2 separate regions of the Mus musculus genome follow, and region 1 is linked to region 2. Evidence: chromatin loops called from intact Hi-C (ENCODE). Cell type or tissue: gastrocnemius. All regions are shown on one strand. Links, peaks and the distances in the headings refer to the core of each region. The heading gives the core; the rest is flanking DNA. Region 1 overlaps Ttll11 (tubulin tyrosine ligase-like family, member 11). Region 2 overlaps Ttll11 (tubulin tyrosine ligase-like family, member 11).

What was found. A loop is a pair of places that touch in the nucleus more often than their neighbours do. Peaks named below come from ENCODE experiments on the same cell type or tissue, not always from the same donor. Only the 100,000 strongest peaks of a DNase experiment are listed, where the experiment ranks them.
Region 1: it touches region 2 in a loop (6-fold over the local background); 2 of 42 quality-filtered maps call a loop at or near these places.

Annotation. Positions count from the first base shown.
Region 1 is chr2:35,851,110-35,860,289 of GRCm38, forward strand. The region is part of intron 6 of Ttll11 (tubulin tyrosine ligase-like family, member 11); the gene reads right to left. Among named protein-coding and RNA genes, the nearest start is that of Gm10829, 14 kb to the left of the region's middle. In gastrocnemius, for the core only: a CTCF peak has its summit at 3,948; no DNase peak of the experiment used is centred there; H3K27ac peaks cover 1,008 bases.
Region 2 is chr2:35,785,793-35,794,972 of GRCm38, forward strand. All of the region lies in intron 8 of Ttll11 (tubulin tyrosine ligase-like family, member 11), which reads right to left. Among named protein-coding and RNA genes, the nearest start is that of 9030204H09Rik, 29 kb to the right of the region's middle. In gastrocnemius, for the core only: no CTCF peak of the experiment used is centred there; a DNase peak (open chromatin) is centred at 4,395; H3K27ac peaks cover 598 bases.

The DNA.
Region 1 (9,180 bases), core at 647-8,646, 66 kb after region 2:
GTGCAGAGTGGATATCATCCCATAGATGCTTTAGGGTACCTAAGAGACTGCGTTCTTTGGAGAGAAGACCCATCATGTGTCCCTCCTCTGCACCAAGAGTAGCCTGGAGTTTACTGGGCTCTCTGGAACCTGTTCATCCGACAGAGGGAAAAACAGGTCCAGAGAGCACCAGAGGCTCCAGCATCATTTGTACCAGGGCATGCTTCATTTATACCAGGGCATGCTTTACGACCAGACCTCTTCAACCAAGGACACAGATAGCCTGATCTCTTATAAAGCTTTCTTAACAGTTCCAATAAGAAAATCCTATCATGCCTTTACTGCACCACAGCAGGATGCAACATCTAGACAACCCACATTTTTTTTTTCTTTGCAAAGGAAAATCAGAGGATACAGATGATTCCCACTGACCCCGAGCTTGGGCGGGGGCAGAGTCTACATAAGGGCTGGAGCTCAGAGAACAAGAAAGTGAAAGGAGTGGCTAGCGTGCAGAACAAGCACACACTTCAGGGGCTTCCAGCTACAAGAGACAGGGAAATTGGCCTCATTAATGACAGCACCAGATGGTTTTCTTCCTGGTCTTGGGAGGGAAAAAAAACCTCCAACAACAATGACTAAATTATCCTAGCACCTGTAAAGACTTATATGAGACCCTTTTATGCGGGGGTGGGGGGTGGGGGGGGGGTGGGGGGACAGACTGAGAACTGACTGCTCTCACACCGAAAATGTCGGTTAGCTTTTCGTCTCTCTTCTCTCAGACAGGTGGTGATTAATACGATACAACGGGCGGCAGAGGAGGCACTTGTAAGATAGGTGCAGAAGGGAGATGATAAAGGAGGGACATAATGAGAATTTCAATCTGAAGGTAGAGATCATTAGGAAACACATTAACATGGAGCCTACGGGGCGGGGGGAATGAAAGCACGCGGGTAGATGCTGGCAAGGAGACGCCTTCTTAAGCTGCACTGGAGAGAGACAGCCCAGGTGCCGAGGGGAGGGCTGGGGTTAGGGTGTCCATTTGTGGCCCGAGAAATTGCATGGGAAGAAGCCTTGAAGCACAGGGCAGTCCGACTGAGGAAACTGATTGTGGGACAGAAAGAAGGGATTAGGGGACATTTGGGAAGATTAAGAGTGATGTGGGGGAGGCTGGAATGTTAATCCTTTATGTACAGAGCTTAGACCAGTGACTCTCAAGGACTGTGTACTTGGAAGTCCCTCACACTCCCACAGCCCATCAGTTTCCATAACATTAAGTAAGACAGGACACTTAAAAACATACGAATTCTTCCAATAATACTTTACTAACAATACGTCAGTAAGACAGTAATGAAAACAAACATGTTCATGAAAATCCCATTTTTGTAAGAAAGTGCAAAAAATGCACTGTTTTTTTTAACATCTGTAAATCTAATGACTTTATAAAAAGATGTTTGGAGAAGCTGGAGTAAACACAGTTGGTAAAACGTTTGTCCTGCAACCATGAGAACTTGAATCCAATCTCCAGAACCCACTTTAAAGTAGCCTACAGTAGTAATGGATCAGTTTCCCATCCCAGCACTGGGGAGGCTGGGGTAGGTGGACCCCTGTAGCTTAGTGCTTAGCCTATCTAGCCTAAGGCAAGGCCCGGGCCAGCAAGAGATCCTGTCTCAAAAGACAAGCTGGCTGGGGCATGAGGAGCAGTACCTAAATTGATCTCTGACCTCCACACACATGCACACAAGTGCACGCACCTTACACACACCAGAGAGGGGGTGGGGTGGGGGATGGTTAGAGCCTCCATCCCATTTCTACATTCAGTGTGCTGTAATGTTTGGAAAGGGCTATATGATGAAAACCTGGTATGCACCACGTCTCCTCGAGGGCTGCCTTGTTAAGTGTCAGGCAAGGCAGAACCTGTGTGGTGTTGACAAACTGAATGCTCTGCGAGGCGAGGCTCCACCTCTTGCCTTGGACCAACCTCTACCCCCACGGAGTGTGGCAATGTCATGGTTTGGCTGTTTGGAAGACACTGGTTTGTGGGGATCTTCCTCATGTGTTTCCAGCACACACTGTCACGACATCACTGTCCTCTATGTGACCTCTGACTTCAATAGAAAAGCTCTGTAAGTACTGGAAAGTTGATGAGCACACAGTGGCAGGTACAAGCTTTCTAAAGATTCCAAATCTGATTTCCTTCAAGTGGGAAGCTTGCTTTGTTTTGAGACAATAGATTGCCTGCCAGTTTTCTTCTCAGGAGAGCCCTTCCTGTTGTGGCCATTAACAATTCACAGAAACACAAGGGCTTTCTGTGTTTCCATGGACAGCAACGGAAGCAACTTAGCCATTGTCACTCGACCATTCTTCATATACAATATTTCCAATGCCACCAACAGAAACTGTATAACAAGGGCTGAGATTTAAATTTTTATTTTGAAAACAATTTTTAAAGATGTATGCATGTATGTATGTATGTATGTATGTATGTATGTATGTGTATGTGCATGTATACTGCATGCCAGAAGAGGGCATCCCATTACAGATGTTGTGAGCCACCATGTTGGTGGTGGGAATTGAACTCAGGACCTCTGGACAAGCACACAGTACTCCCTATTTTGATTTTTTTTTAAAAAAGTGTTCCACCAAGAACTATTGTGAGTGAATCTGACACTCTCTTTGTTTTAATTTGTGAAAGAGGGTGCCTTTTAGCCCATTAAGAAACATCCCAGTCTCATAGTGAGAGGGCATATGACCATAAAAACCACAAAGACTATGTACAGTCCGTGGTCACTATCTTTAAAGACTAACATTGCATTTGTGTGTGTGTGTGTGTGTGTGTGTGTGTGTGTGTATGCACACAAGTGCCGTGTGTGAAGAGGTCAGAGGACAACTTTACGAGTGTTCTCCTTCCACCACAGGGACTGAACTCACATCATTAGGCTTGGTGGCCAGGTCTGTTCCCAGCTGAGCCATCCTCTGATCCTGCTGTCACTATCTTAACTGACACTTAGCCAGAGGTTTTACTCATCACACTGTTCACAGTGGCTGGGCCAGCATCAGTACCATGAACTAGTCTCTTAGTGTTGTGCTGAGGACAACAGCTTTCACCTCACAGACACCCTGACAAGGCCTTGGGCAAGCCTGGGGAACTGCAAACTCAGAACCATGATATAAGCTAGACAATGCAACAGCTTGTCTGGTACTTGACCCGGTCTGATCCTTCATTCTACGGGGAAATGAAAAGCCATCAGTTATCCCATTTAGAATGGAATTTGGAAAAAGATCATCCCAGGGTTGGGAGGTGGCTCAGTGGTTAAAGTATTTGCCATGAATATATGAGGATTGGAGTTTGGATTCCCAGAACCCAAGTCAATGCCAGGAGCCCACAGGTAGCCTCAGAAGTCAGAGACAGGGGATCCTCAGAGCAAACTGGCTAACAAGGTTAGCCATATCGGTGAGCTCTGCATTTGATTTAAAGACACTAACTCAATGCGTAAGATGGAAAAACAATCAGGGATGATTCCAAAATGTATGTTGTGCTTCCATATGTAAACACACACATGTATACCTGTACACAGACACATGCATACACACACAGGTGCATGTATACACACACACACATACACATGTGCACACACATACATGTACATGCACACACGCACACTCTCACAGGTGTGTGCATGAAAATGAGAAAGGGCACTGGCTGCTGCCAGGAAAATAGAATAGAAGAAAGCAGGAGCAGGTAAGAAGGCAGGTTATGAGTTGCTCTGCGCTATCCAAGCTGGAGAAGATGGTAGGCAAGCAAGGGTGGTGAAGGAGAGAATGACAAACCAATAGATCCCAAGGTCGGAAAAGAGCGCTCACTGGGAGTTCATGGAGAGGGTGCAGGCTCTGGCTTAGGAGCCTGAAGAGCTGAGAGAAGCTCAGAGGAGACCACCATGCCTGGCTCAGGAGGGAGGAGCTGTTGACGCCTCTATGCGACCTCTATAGGTCACTTCTGAGAAAAGCAGCTTTGGGTGGAGACTTCCTTGACTGGCTTTGACTACCCTGAGAACGGCTCCAAGGTAAACTAACACTATACAGAAAGGATGGAGTAGCCAATGCCATTAGGTCTCCCTGCCTAGAGAGAGGTCAGGTCCTTCCAGCAAGCTAAAAGAAAGAATCTAACTCAGTCATCAGAGACAGACAGAGGAGCACCCTAAGGCTATGTGTACCAAGTTGGATTTTGAGGCGAGAGGAGTCAGGACCTGAGTTTTGAAGACCCCAGCCCCAGCACATGGCTGGAAGTTGGGGCTTTGCTAGATAGTTTACTGGGGCTCGATGCTCAACTCTCGTTCCTGTGGCTGACTCCCCGTTCCTCTCCAGTTCAGGACACAGGAGAAACTTGGAATAGGCAGAGAAGTTTCAAGAAAAATAACCTATAATCTTACATGTCAAACACAGTCATACTTAAGATTTTACTGTTTGGGGATGGGGAAATAATTCAGATAGCAGAGTGCTTGACTTACAAGCATGGAGACCTGATGAGTCAAAGAGACCTGAGCTCAATCCCCAGCAAGCACATTTGAAAAGAGTCAGCTGGGCACAGCATTGCACACATTTAATTTCAGCACGTAGGAGCTGGAGGCAGGTCTTTGTGCGTTCGAGGCCTCCTTGGTTTACTTATCAAATTTTAGGACAGCCAGGATTACATGGAGACCTTGTTTCATAAAACAAACAAAACCAAACAAGAGCTGGGTATGGCACACACTTGTGACCCTCGTGCTGAGCAGGGGAGATAGGCTGGTCTCTGAGGCTCTCTGGTTAGTCAGCCGACCTGGTGAGTTCCAGAAAGCCGGGGACACTGCCTGTAAAGAGGAGATGGGTGTTGCCTGGATAACACCAGTTGAGTTTGACCTCTGACCTCCACATGTACTCACAGTGCACATACACACACACACACACACACACACACACACACACACCACACACACGTAGACAGCCTTGGTGTTTCAATATAGTAATGCCTAGCTATTCTTGCTAAAAGATCTTTTTGATCCATTCTCTGGTCTCTCTTTATCAGACATGGAGGCTGTTTCTCTGATTCTTGTGATGCATGATTTAAATTCATGCAGTGAGACTTCCAAATGCTGACAAGAATGTGGGCCTAAGCCATCCTGAGGAGCGGCATTCCCTTCCATCTGCATGGTGTCTGACATCGATCAAAGCCCCTTTACATATATTAATAAAAAGCAACATTTTTACAATATTTTACTAAATGTTCCCACATGCTCATGAAACATCTGTCAAATGCTAACAATAATCTATCTCATGAAGCAATTATGGGAACAAATGGAAAGATGGATGCTAATAATGACAGTTGCATTTGATTGATGCCCACTCTATGCTGGGTACTGAGCTAAGCATTTTATACCACATATAGTCTGATACGCTGTGTGAAGCACACAATCAATGTGCTGCTTTAAGGGATAAACTGGGGCCTTAAACTCCCTCATAGTGACGTGGTCAGTAACCGATAGAGCCAGAGTTGTAAGCCCTGTGTTCCCACCAATCCCCATAGCACTGTCTTCAAGGGCTTTCAAGACATTAGCACTAATTGTGTGACAAGTGTTTGTCAAACAATGACTTTTCAGACTCCTAAACCTCTTCTGTCTCTACTCCACTGTATTGGCATCTAACAGTGGCATTGAAATGCTTGGTGACTCCTTGGCTGTGCAAACCAATGGCAGCTGAAGAGTACAGTACAAACCATGAAGAGAGATGCCTCTCCCTGAGAAAATGACAAAGTGAAACATAAAATTCTAACCTAAGAATATTTTTAAAACACAGAGTTTTCAAGAGAATAAACCAAACCCTAAGGGAATGGGTACATTTGAGAACCAAAGATGTGCTATCTAGAAACAGATCCAGTAGAGTATGAAAAAAAATCTATACTTGTGAATGTTTATCCTAGTATTGCAAAAATGATAACCTGACAACAGATTCCTGCCAGAACCCACGGCTGACGTCACACTGGCACAGTTAGGAACAGCAAATACTAGAAGATCCCAAATTATGAACATAGTGAACATGAGAATAAAGTAGTATTTTTAAAAGAAGAAGGGAGAGCCAGGCATGGTGGTGGCACATGCTTTTAGCAGCACTTAGAAGGCAGAGGCAGATGGATCTCTGAGTTTGAGGCCAGTCTGGTCTACAGAGTGATTTCCAGGACAGCCAGGGCTACATAGAGAAACCCTGTCTCGTAAAAACAAAAAATAATAAATAAATATAAAAAAGAAAGGAAAGGTAAAACTGTCAATCTTAGCAAACATGTGGTAAGGCTACAAAATTAGAAAGCTGGGAGCGGTTGTGTACAGCTGTGACCCCAGAACTTGGAAGTAGAGGCAGGAGGATTGTATATTTGGGACCACCTGGATTACAAATTGAATTCAAGGTCAGTTTGAACTGCCTGTATCAAAACTAAAAAGGGACTGGAGAGATGGTTCAACAGTTAAGATCACTGGCTGCTCTTCCAGAGAACCTGGGTTCAATTCCCAGCACCTACCATGACAGCTCACAACTGTCTGTAACTACAGTTCCAGAGGATCTGACACCCTCACACCAGAGCACATAAAATAAAAAAAAATTTTAATTTATTTTAAAAAGCTAGAATATTTATTTCAAAAAATTATTGTAAAAAGCAAACCAAAAAGGAGTTAAAATGCATAAATAAATTGAGAACCTGTACTTGTCAATAGGCAAACTATAAAGTCCAGCCTCAGCTGTACATGGCCCAAGACACCATCAGGTGCTTTTTAGTCAGGATGAAGAGAACATGTCTACAAAACTGTAAGAAAACAGAAACTACAGAGAAGGCAGACAGGGTAACTCAGAGGGGGAAATCTAAGTGGTCGAAAACTCTACTTGAAGACAGCCAGGCTCATTTGTAATCCCAGGAATGTAAATGAGGTGACAATGATGCTGTCAGACAGGCAAACATTAACCTATACCATAGCCAGGTATTGGCAAGAATGTCAGAAATGGGGGTGTTTACACAAACTGGTGGGAGTGTGAGTTAGTACAGTCACCCTGAGGTGTCATGTGAGTGTGTCCATTCTTTGAACAGATATCTGAGGTATTGTTTTAGGTTCAAGGAATGGAGCAGATAACCAGGTCCCTAAAGTCTTGGTGTGAGAAAATAACATTTTAAGTAGCATAATAACACAACATAAAATAACATAATAAATAAGCAGCATTCATCAGTACCGAGCCTATTTCTACTGTAGCCCCAGTAAAGAGAACCTCTTACACATGGGTACCAGGGACACACAGAAGGTCACTTAGAGTGGCTCTGCTTGTCACAATGAAGGGGAGGGGAGCCGCTTGACCCCTCTTTGCTAAGAGCAAGCTAATGAGGAACAGAGAAACTGGTTTATCAGATGAAATACTGTGTAGCCAGCAGCATGAACAATGGACACCCGGCAGAGGTCTAAATATGTCACATGCAGTAAACATCAAAACACAGTGCTGGGGGGAAAGGCTGGTTAAAACAGCGCAGTGTTGTGTCATTTAGATTTTAAAAACCGGTGTATAAAATAATCACGTGTACTGTCTATGAATGTATGTGTCGTTGGCAAAAAGAAGAGAGAGTTATGATTCTTTATGGAACATGGTGACTTTTGAATGATAGTTATAATAAAAATTATATGCATGCAAACTATCAAAGTATGCATATAATTAACTTTTCAAAATTGAAAAAACAGAAATCTGAAATAGATAAGGCATTGGAGATATGGAGATTAGATATGGAGATTACATAGTTATCCATTGTATTGTCTGGAGAGTTAAAATGTTTCATGATTAATAACATAGATGCTCCATTTTGTAAAAGCAGAAAACAGACAAAAAGTGCATGGAGGAAATCTCTGGTGCTCCCTGAGCCGAGCCCAGCCTGAGGACTGCAGGTCAGCAGGTGCAACCGAGGCCCTGAAAGGCATCTCATCAGTTGAGGCCTAGCCTGGCTGCCAGCAAGGAGAGGAAGCAGGAGCATCAGCTGGAGGGAGAGGCAAAGCAGGTAAGATAGCTGGGGGCTAGGGGGTGCCTTGGGGGGCACTGAAGGCAAGAGAGACTTTTATACTCCATGGAATGGTGATCTGTGCGGAAGGGCCAGCCCCTTCTTGGCAGTTCCCTTCCTCGAGGGTCCTAGCATGGAGCTTGTCTGGGGACTGGCTCAGATGGCTACTCAGTCTCAGAAAGCACAGCTATGGACAAAAGTTGTTTGTTGAGTTTGTGATTGATAATCATAGACCTTTTTATTATTATATATAATTGTGTACTAATAGAGCCCCTCACTCTTCCCTAGCCCTCTTATTTAATGCCCCATCTCCCCATCTGAGTGATGTGTTTCTGACCTATTTTTCTCCACCCCTCCCTCACCTCTCCCTGAGGATTGAACCCAGGCCCTGGGACATGCAAGGCAAAGGCTCTACCTCTAAGCCGTAGTCCCAGCCCTCTTTTTTGCTTCATCTCTCTTTTAGTTCCTGGAATCTTTGTCTCCTGTTGCCTCTATTAGTCTGCACCTGATCAGACATGGGGACTGCCAAGGTGCCTATCACCCCTGCCCCCAACGTCAGCACTTCAGATCTTCTCTATCCCTTTTAGAGTGGCATCTTCCTCTTCTCCTCAGAGCGCACTGAAGTGTCCCCTTCTTGAGGCACAGCAAACACTTTCCTCTGAGCCCTGAGAGCACCTTGAACCATCTCTCCCCATGCTGTGTGCTGGTGTCATGCTGGAGGCCAGGGCTCTCTGAGAGCCCAGCCTGTTTCCTAGGCCACACTGAGACCCCGCCTCCAGCTCACTGCAGGCTACATACAGAGCAAGCTTTATAAGACATTTGCTGAACAAGTCACTTTTTTTTTAAATTTTGCATAAACTGCAAATATAATTTTAATTGGATTACCAACTTATTCAAACACTATTCAACTCTAATTAAACAAAGAGGCCTTTATTCACCATGGAACCCAGAGATGTTGGCTACAGGCAGTGAGAAAACTGGAGGCTCTCCGGAGCTCCACTTACTACAGGAGAGGGCTATATTTGGGAGCCAATTAATTTCACAATGTCGAAAACTAATGCATTTAAGATGCTGCTGTTCACATCCATTTTTCTCCATTAAAACATTTTAACGGTGCAGTGCCTGTCATTGTCTTAGTGTGTGTGAGAGCT
Region 2 (9,180 bases), core at 303-8,302:
CTCCTATGCATGTGTCTTCATCTTCTTACGGATTATAACCAGGGTGTGAGCTCTGCCCTCTCCTGCCAGTGCAAGGCAGTTGTCTGAGTCACGTTCACATGATCTGGTATTGTCAGCTCATCACTGGAGCAGACGAAGCCATCACTGGTGCGGAAGCTTTTCTTCCTGGATCTCACCAGATGAATCCTTGAGGCCAGACATGAACACAGGGGCCTTGATGTCTCTTTACTTCACTCTCTTACCCTGTCACCTGATAGTTTTATGTAAGTCCTGAATCAGCCACACACAGGCCCAGACTTGCAGAACGGAAAACACAGGCTGGGCTCACCTCACTGGAGAGGCCCTTCCACGCCATGCTCCATGCTTGCTCCTGACTATCTGAAGCCATGAGGAGGGTGGATACTTCTGATGCTCCTTTTGATTAGGTGCGGGGGGAGTCTGGTGTCAGCAGTGATCCTCCCCGTCTAAGCCACAAAGGTGGCCTTTGGAGCCCTCCCCTCCACTGACTTAGTTGGTCTGGAAAAGTGGCTGGATTTACAGCAGCTAGATGCTTGGCTGTGGGTCCTTTTCTTAAACCTCTGCACACTTGCACACTTTTGTTTCCTGGTCTCTAGAATGAAGCCGATACCTGTCCCCCCGGCTACTGAAGATGTGTGTGATGCCTGGTACGGAGAGTCCCATGGGGCTCCTGAGTCCTCATTGCATCTCACTTTCCACTTGCTCTCAGGCCACAAGACCAAGCTTTCATCACCCCTTTGAGGTAATGAAACCTAGGTCAAAAAGAAAAGCGCCTAGGGATCCATTGGCCTGTCTGCCTCCCCGAAGCCCCCTCCTGGATAGGACTGTTCTGGGAGGCAGGGTCTACCTAGGAATCCTGAAGACTGGACAATGAGCCAGTTGCCGGGGTGTCGAGACTGTATCTAATACTCTTTGGACAGTTCTGGTGTATGTCATCCATGACCCCAGCTGATGATAAAGTGCTTCTCTGATGTGCCATTTGTCATTGTTCCCTGTGTGAAAGTTCCCATAGGTGCCGGATGGGTGAAGTTTTGATTGGCAAGCATGATTGGCACCCAGAGGCCCCTCTCCAAATCCAGGTCCTCTCCTTAACCATGGTGGCTGTGAAGATACCCAGCATGGTGTCCGGATGAGGCCATTGCTTTCCTGCCCTGCACACTTGCTTGCCCCTCCCTGCCCTACCTTCTTCCCACCCATCTGCAGTTGGCAGACCATCAATTCACACCCTTCTCCGTATTTCAATCACAAGTGCCATGGCTTCAAAGCACATCAGCACACAGTTATTGAGCCTCAGAGACAGCATGTCAGCGGACGCCAGGCTTTTCGTTTCACCTGTCACCAAGATGGCTATCTCTATTGGGTTCTGCTGGGGACAGTGCTCTGCTCTCTTGCGTCACACTGTCAATGTATGCTGCTAATTCCCAAAGCTTCATTAAGCCCGTGCCGTCTCCGAGTGGCTACACCTGTGTCCTCAGGAAGGCTGGGGTGCTGCCTGGCTTGCTCCATGGGTTACCAAAGGACGAAAACGGAAACGGAACTGACCACTGGTATATAGTTATTTGTTTTTTCCCTGACAGGAAGAAAATAGAAGTGTCAAACTTTTAGCAGAAGCTGTAATTTACCAGGAAGAATTCTCCATTAATCTCCTTTCCAAGGTAACCCATCCTAGGCAATGCTGCCACATACGGTTGATTACGATGTCTTCAGTCAGAGCAGAGAAGGGACAGTCCATACTAGCTGCAGCAGATGGGAAATGCTCTAAGAGAACTTGGATTCTGTGGGTATTTCTCGGGCACTATTCAACTGCAAGGTCCTTTCTTACCCCAGGGTCTCAGAATCCTTGTAAGTGTATGTGAGGGAGGGACCCCGGTCTCATTTCAGTGGGTGTGGGGAGGATGAGGCACAGAGACTCAGCACGTGCCCCAGATCACAGGGCACAGTCTGTACCCCATGTCCCCTTGGAGACAGAGGAGCAGGTAGAGGAGCTATGACCCAGAAAAGGGTCCAGGGAGGAGCCTAGGACCAAGATACTAAGTCTCAGTTTACTAACCACAGGCCTAGACGCCCGCCGGGGAGTTTTGGGACGGAAGGCTTCTTTCTGTGAGGTAAGCAGACCTCTCGCAGGCAGGGTCTCCCAGCTTGGTCCTCTGGTTACCAGACATTCTCCGTGAGCTCAAATAGAGTCTCTAGAATGAGGGCTTACGATTGCCTAGCCACTAAACGCAGAACTTACCTTCTGCCGTGGTGGGCAGCAGTATTCAGGGCCCAGTAACAGGGCAGCATGCTCTCAGGGGGTTACATGTGGGACTTGGAGTGTGACAGCGAGGCTGTTCCCACCATGGAGCGCAAAATCCCCTTAAGCCTCGGAAAAAGTTTGTCCAGTGAATGGGTGAAAGGGTAAGTTCTTTGGTGGAGAGAACTCTGAGAACAAGGGCACGTGAGAAGCTAGAAATTTTCTAGGAAAAGGATGAAGGTTTGTGACCTTGGCTTTGCCGCATATTCTTGGGCTTTGTTTGGCTACCCACCAGACAATGCCCTGGCGGTGGTGCTCCATGCCCGGCACTGGTGGAGAAGCTGAAGGCAATGAAAGCCTTCCCCAGTGATGGGGAATCCGCTGAAAGAACTGATCACTGTGTGTTTCTTTTTCTTTTTTTTTTCCCTTTTCTTTTTTTTTCCACAATAGAAGGAATCTGAGTACACATGATGGGAGAGAATCACAAATCATTCAAGCTCATTAGGAGCCCGAATAGAGCAGGATTTGAAATGATCATCCCATTTCCCCCTAACTACTGATGTCTCATGGGAAATTTAGGGACCAACTTTTTCCACTCCACAAAATTCTATTTATAGAATTTCTTTTATGCTCATCCTTCTCTGTGGAGGGAAAAAGAGCAGCTCCCCCACCCCCAGAGAGGTTTCTATAAGGTAAAAGGTATTCAAACAGCCATATTTATTTATTACAACTATCTAAGCATTTGGGAGTCGGGGACTCTGTGTCTGTGCTTTAAACTATTCATGGCTTTCAAGGCTACAGAGAGGAAGTGCAGAAGGCTTCTGGGAAGGATAGTCACAGAGGGACAGTTTCAAAGTCACCAAGGAGTTAATGAGAGAGGGGAAAGCTGTCTTCTTATATTTCTATTCTAGAACATTCTAACAGACCATGCCTCTTAGAGAGAAATCCCCTGCCGCTCTCCATTATGAAGCACATTAATATCTCCATACAATAAAGGGGAAGTGGGGAAAGAGAAAGGGAAGAACTTGTCCTTTAGTTCAAAAGAAGACATGGGATCAGAAGCAACAAGAGTGGTGGAGCGGGGTTTCAAAGCGTGCTCTCACAGTGCAGGGGCTGCCATTTGCCAGGAGTGAGCCTGGCTGGGGCCAACTGTTGAACCCCCAGCTGCATCCAGTGGAAAATGCAGGGTGCTATGGGAAAGGTGTCCTCGTGAATTACATCTGATGTCTCCCGCCCCCAGATAGCCATGTTGGTGGGAGACTAATACAGACACATTTCTCTCAAAGAAGGCTGATAAGCTGACACATCAATTAGACATTTCCTGGAGAAATAGAAGCCTCCACACCTTTGCAATTGTTATAAAATAAATTTTCCAAAAATAAAAAAAATTAATAAAAAGAGCTCAATTCACGGCGATGATATGTGCAACTATCACACAGCTCCTGAGAAAATGGCACTCCAGTAAGGCTGGTTAGAGCGTCTAGACAAGAGAATGACAGTTCGTTATTTCTCATTCTTGGAGGAAGAGAACAGTGGAAGATGCCGTGTGGGCATTAGCATAATTCTCTCTGAAAACTGCTGATCTATGCGGCAAGTTCTGAGAGAAGGACACCAAAAATAAATCTAGGCGACCATTTATTATTTTCTTCCCTTCTCCTTCTCTTCAAGGAATGTGGAGAGACAGAGAGAGAGTGGGTAGCAGATACGGAAGGTGAGTTCAACTTCGGGCGTCTGTGTGGGAGCCGTGATAGAAGCACGCACTGTGTTAGGAATATGTCTGCTTCGAGGCGCTCCTGTGAAGGGCACTTGGTTCAATTCGGCATATGGCATAAATATTATTAATTCATAACGAGGTAACATTTAAACCAAAGTGGAAAGGAGAGAGATGGAGAACAGTCGTTAGCAGGTGGTGAAATTTAATCCGCAAGACTGAACATACCCAGATAAATTGGAAAGCAGAGAATTATCATATTTTGCTATTAAGTTGCCGTTGGGGTTTCTTGGGACGCCTTTAAAGGAGGCGTCTGTTACCTAGTGTGGTGTTTCTCCACTTCCTCCAGCATCCTTGATTAGGGCAGGCGTTTGCTGGGTAGCCTCGTTGTCTGGGTCCATCTGCTCGAGCTGCTTCTTGGCCACCTGAAGATGCTCTTTTCCTGCCACATTCTGCTGCAGCTCACTGAAGGCCGGGCTGGCCACAGATGGGAAGTGGCGGCTGCAGAACCTAACAGTTCCTAACCTTGGAAAAATTGGTTTCTCATGCAAATGCCGCTTTGTGATGGAGAGAATCACAAAATCTGTCATGTCAGGTAGCTTTGTGAGCATATATTGCCATTAGTCCATTCTGACCTGAGGGTTTTTATTAGAAACATTCTTAATTCTGTTTTCTCTTCAGGATTGTGTGAAATGTGGAGTTCTTCTTAAGGGTGTGTCCTGGGCTCTCAAACCAAGTGTCCCTTACTGGAGTCCTCTGTGGTCAGTCCTGCTTTGATGGAATCCATATGTGGTTAAATCCATTCTTTCAATATTGAGATTTTACATAAAAATAAATGTGCATAGCTTCTCTTGGAGAGGCCCAAAGCTCTGGTGATTTTAAGCGTGCTAGTGACCGTTCCCTGAGACAGCATCTCCAGCCACTTGCCATCAAAGCCCGTCTGCACCAGAAGCAGCTGTGACTGGAGCCGCCCTGTGTCTCCAAATCTCCTTCTTGTCTTCCGATTGAGTGAAATTTTCCCAGGAGGGGCCAGGGAGCCTCCCAGAACCTCACCCAGTTCACAGAGCCTCAGGTCCAGCGCAGCCTGAATCACACACAGCTCGAGCTATGCGAAATCCTTCTACTGGCTCTCCTTGCTGCCTTGGTGGTGTGCTTGTTTACTGCTCACCCAATGACAGCCAGTAGTAGGGCAGACGTTGCCTCCTCCATGAGGCCACCATGGATTCCAGCAGGTGGATAAAACTTGGCTGTTCTTACTTCTAACTCTCAGCTCTGTTGGGGGAGTCCCAGGGAAAGGAAGGGCTTCTTCAACTTGCCCTTGAACATCCTAGGCAGCTTCTTGGGCAGAAATGGGTGTGGGGCAGATGTCCTAGGATCTGTGTCCTCATGTGTTCTGACAGTCCACCACGTGAAAGCTGGACTAGGGCTTCAGTCCCTTAGGTTTTCAGTGGAGACGTCTGTGCCACGGTGCAGGAGCTGGGCAGGCCTAGGGCGTTCTTGCCTTTGCTCTGGGGAGTCCAGGTCATGCAACTAAAGCACAGCAGCTTGCCCACCTCGCTTCTATCCTTATGTGCTTCCACAAGCCCTCAGATTAGGGTCCTCTATGCTCCACAGCTCAAATAAGAATCACCAAGAGGTAGAGAATGCCTAGCTATTTGCCTTCTCTTTTTCACTGTGATGAGACAGCGGTATTTATACATTTTAAAAGAAACACACACACACACACACACACACACACACACACACACACAACCTCTAGGGGTCAACAAGAAGGCTCAAAGGATAAAAATGCTTGCCATCAAGCCAGACAACCTAAGTTCAATCTCTAGGATCCACATGGTAGAAGGAAAGAACTGACTCCTGAGAGCTGTCCTCTGACCTCACAGGCATGCTATGGTGTATGTGCACCTAAACTCACACTCACACACACACACACACACACACACACTGAACTAATGAATAAATATAATATAAAGTAGATTTCCTGGTTCCCAAGTAAGTAGAAGTAGCCAGCAAGATGGAGGCAGAAATCGTTGCAAATAGCATCCAGGGTATCTTTTTTTTTGTTGGTTTTTTTGTTTTGTTTTGTTTTGTTTTGTTTTGTTTTGTTTTGTTTTTGAGACAGGGTTTCTCTGTGTAGCCCTGGCTGTCCTGGAACTCATTTTGTAGACCAGGCTGGCCTCGAACTCAGAAATCCGCCTGCCTCTGCCTCCCAAGTGCTGGGATTAAAGGTGTGCGCCACCACGTCCGGCTCAGGGTATCTTTTTAGGACTCTAATTCACCTAGTAGAGACCTGCGCTGCTACTGCCTCTTCCTTCTTCCAGTCTAGGACTCAACCTCAGCGGTTAGATTTTGAGCAGCCATCTTGTAGACCATAGGTAACCCTGAAGCCATCAGAACAGGCTTAGCATGGGGTGAGCAGAAATGAGGTGGGACCCTTGTGATCTTGTGATCACTCACCAGCCCTAGAGCCCCACTGCTGGCTTTTATGTTCTAAGTCACTTGAAGGCAGCATCCTCCACTGCGTATCCAAGGCAAGCCCCACAAGAGGCTAAGGCTCATTTGGCAAACAGTTTCCTAGATCTAGGCCTTGGGTCAGGTATCATGACACATTATACCCCAGGTTCATAATGCCATGAAAGGCAGGAATGTTGTTCACATGAAGGAACTGGGACTTAGAGACTAATGGGGGACTTTTCAAAGCCACACGGCCAATGAATATATATAGTTGGTTGCAAAGCCTATGCCACCCTTTCCGCCATACTCCCACTTTGCAATGCCCCCTTTCAAGCACCCTGCAGCCTAGACTTCAGGTTTGTTAACTTGGGAACAATATGCTGCCAAAATCTGGGTTTGCCATCTTACTAAGAACACTAGACGACTGGTAGCAGTCTCCAGAAACCTTGGGCAAAACATGGCTTCCAACTCATTGTGTCTAATTATTTGCCTTAGTGAAGCAAACTGTGAGGAGTGTGGCTTTGAGATGCAGGGTAAGGATGTTAAAACCACGGACAAGAGGTGACAGCAGCGCTGAGGCCTGTCAGAGACTTTTCCTTTTGAGGTGGCCATGCCACAGAGAACTGTAAATGAGCAGATCCCTGTTGGAGTCAGATCATGTTTGTTGAAGCGATCTAGGGTCAGCGGTTTGGTATGGCTGTCAGGTTTGAACCAGAGCCTGTGCAGATCCTGGCCGTGTGTGTGTGTGTGTGTGTGTGTGTGTGTGTGTGTGTGTGTGTGTGTGTGAGAGAGAGAGAGAGAGAGAGAGAGAGAGAAGAATATATACATTTTAAAAGATTCTTTAATCACTGTAGAAAGAAACTAACATTCATCAATCATTTGCCATATACTGGATGTTTCTCTGTGGTCCTGATTAATCCTATACACAACACATACACACACACACACACACACACACACACACACACACACAGAGAGAGAGAGAGAGAGAGAGAGAGAGAGAGAGAGAGAGGCGCATGCACACATGCACTCACTATAGGATAGACTCCCTCCAGGTCTATAGGATAAAGACCGCAGGTCCAGGGATAATAATGAGCTTGCCCTGGGTTTTTATGGCTAGTGAGCTCTCCTGTGTTGCCCACAGTGTTCCAAAGGGTGGAGGCAAATTGAATGAACCGTGAAAGACAGATACTCAGAGGCGAATGCTTACTTTGTAGGTTATAGCAAAAACCCTTTTATTTTATGTCTTACCTTTGAAATTCATGCAAGTTTTGCACAGCATGCATTATAAGCATGTTATTGTAAAACTAGAAAAAATGTACTATATAATTTATCAGATTAATTGTTGAAGTTTTTACTCCAGAAACTCACTGTGGAGTGAGATGCCTTTGTGAACTCAGACATAGCCAGGTTGTTCCTACTGGGAAAACACGTGCTAAGAATAAGAAGCGCAGGGCTTGTCAGAGCCCAAGAGCAATTACTACGAGGTGTTTAAGGACCTGGTGCAGGGTAACTGCTGTGTTACAATGGGGTTTGAGGATGTTGCCTGTTCTAGTTTTCAATAAAATCTTCTGACCAAATGCAGCTCAGGTAAGATTTCCTCTTACACTTCCAGGTCACTTCCATCACTGGGGGAAGTCAGGGCAAGGACTCGAGGAGGAACTTGATGCAGAAAACTTGGAGGAAGGCTGCTTGCTGGCTCTCTTACTGGCTTGCTCACAGGTTCTGACTCAGCTAGCTTTTACTACAGCCTAGGGCCTCCTGCCTGGGGATGGTGTCCTGTACAGTGCCAGACTATACTCAAGATAGCCCTCCACAGACTTGCCTAAGGCCAATCTGATTTAGGCTTTCCTCTCAGGGGACTTTGGGTTGTGTCAGGTTGATAAAATTAGCTAGGGCATCTCCCGAGGACCCATGTGTTGGAAGCGTGAACTTCATGCTGCTGAGGAGGTAGCATCTTTAGGAGGCTGAGCCTGTAGAGGCTCTTTAGGTCACTGGGCAGGTTCTTGTGGGAAGCTGAGCTGTTATCAGGTTGAGCCTGACTCTTACCTGTTTTCTGGCATCCATCACTTGGGACATGCTCTTTCTCCTGCACGTGCCTCCCTGTGATGCTATCCGCCTTAGACCCTCACTGAAGATCAAACTAATGGGGCTATGTGACTGAGTTTAAGCTGCGAACTAAAACTACTATAAGTTGTATAACCCCCTTTGTTTTTTTTTATTAATTAATTTATTTATTGTATGTGAGTACACTGTTGCTCTCTTCAGACACACTAGAAAAGGGCATAGGACCCCATTACAGATGGTTGTGAGCCACCATGTGGTTGCTGGGATTTGAACTCAGGACCTCTGGAAGAGTAGTCAATGCTCTTAACCACTGAGCCATCTCTCCAGTCCCCCTTTCTTTATAAAGGTATCCAACTTCAGGTATTGTGTCATAACAACAACAATAAAAATGACTAATTTGGAAGTGCACATTTTATTTTGGTGTGTCTGGGTGTGCAGGGATGGGTACAAACACCTATGGATGTGTATATGGAGCCTAGAGGTTGATTTTGAGTGTCTCCCTCTACTGTGCTCTACCTTATTTTTGAGACAAGCTCTTCACTGAACCAGGAGTATTATACTTTAACTTGTTAGCAAGCTCTGTCCTGCCCTGTTCCCCGTTCCTGGTGCTGGAGTTACTATTGCATGCTACCATGTCTGGCTTGTATGTCGGCACTGGGGACGTGAACTCAGGTCCTTATGCTTGTGCATAAAG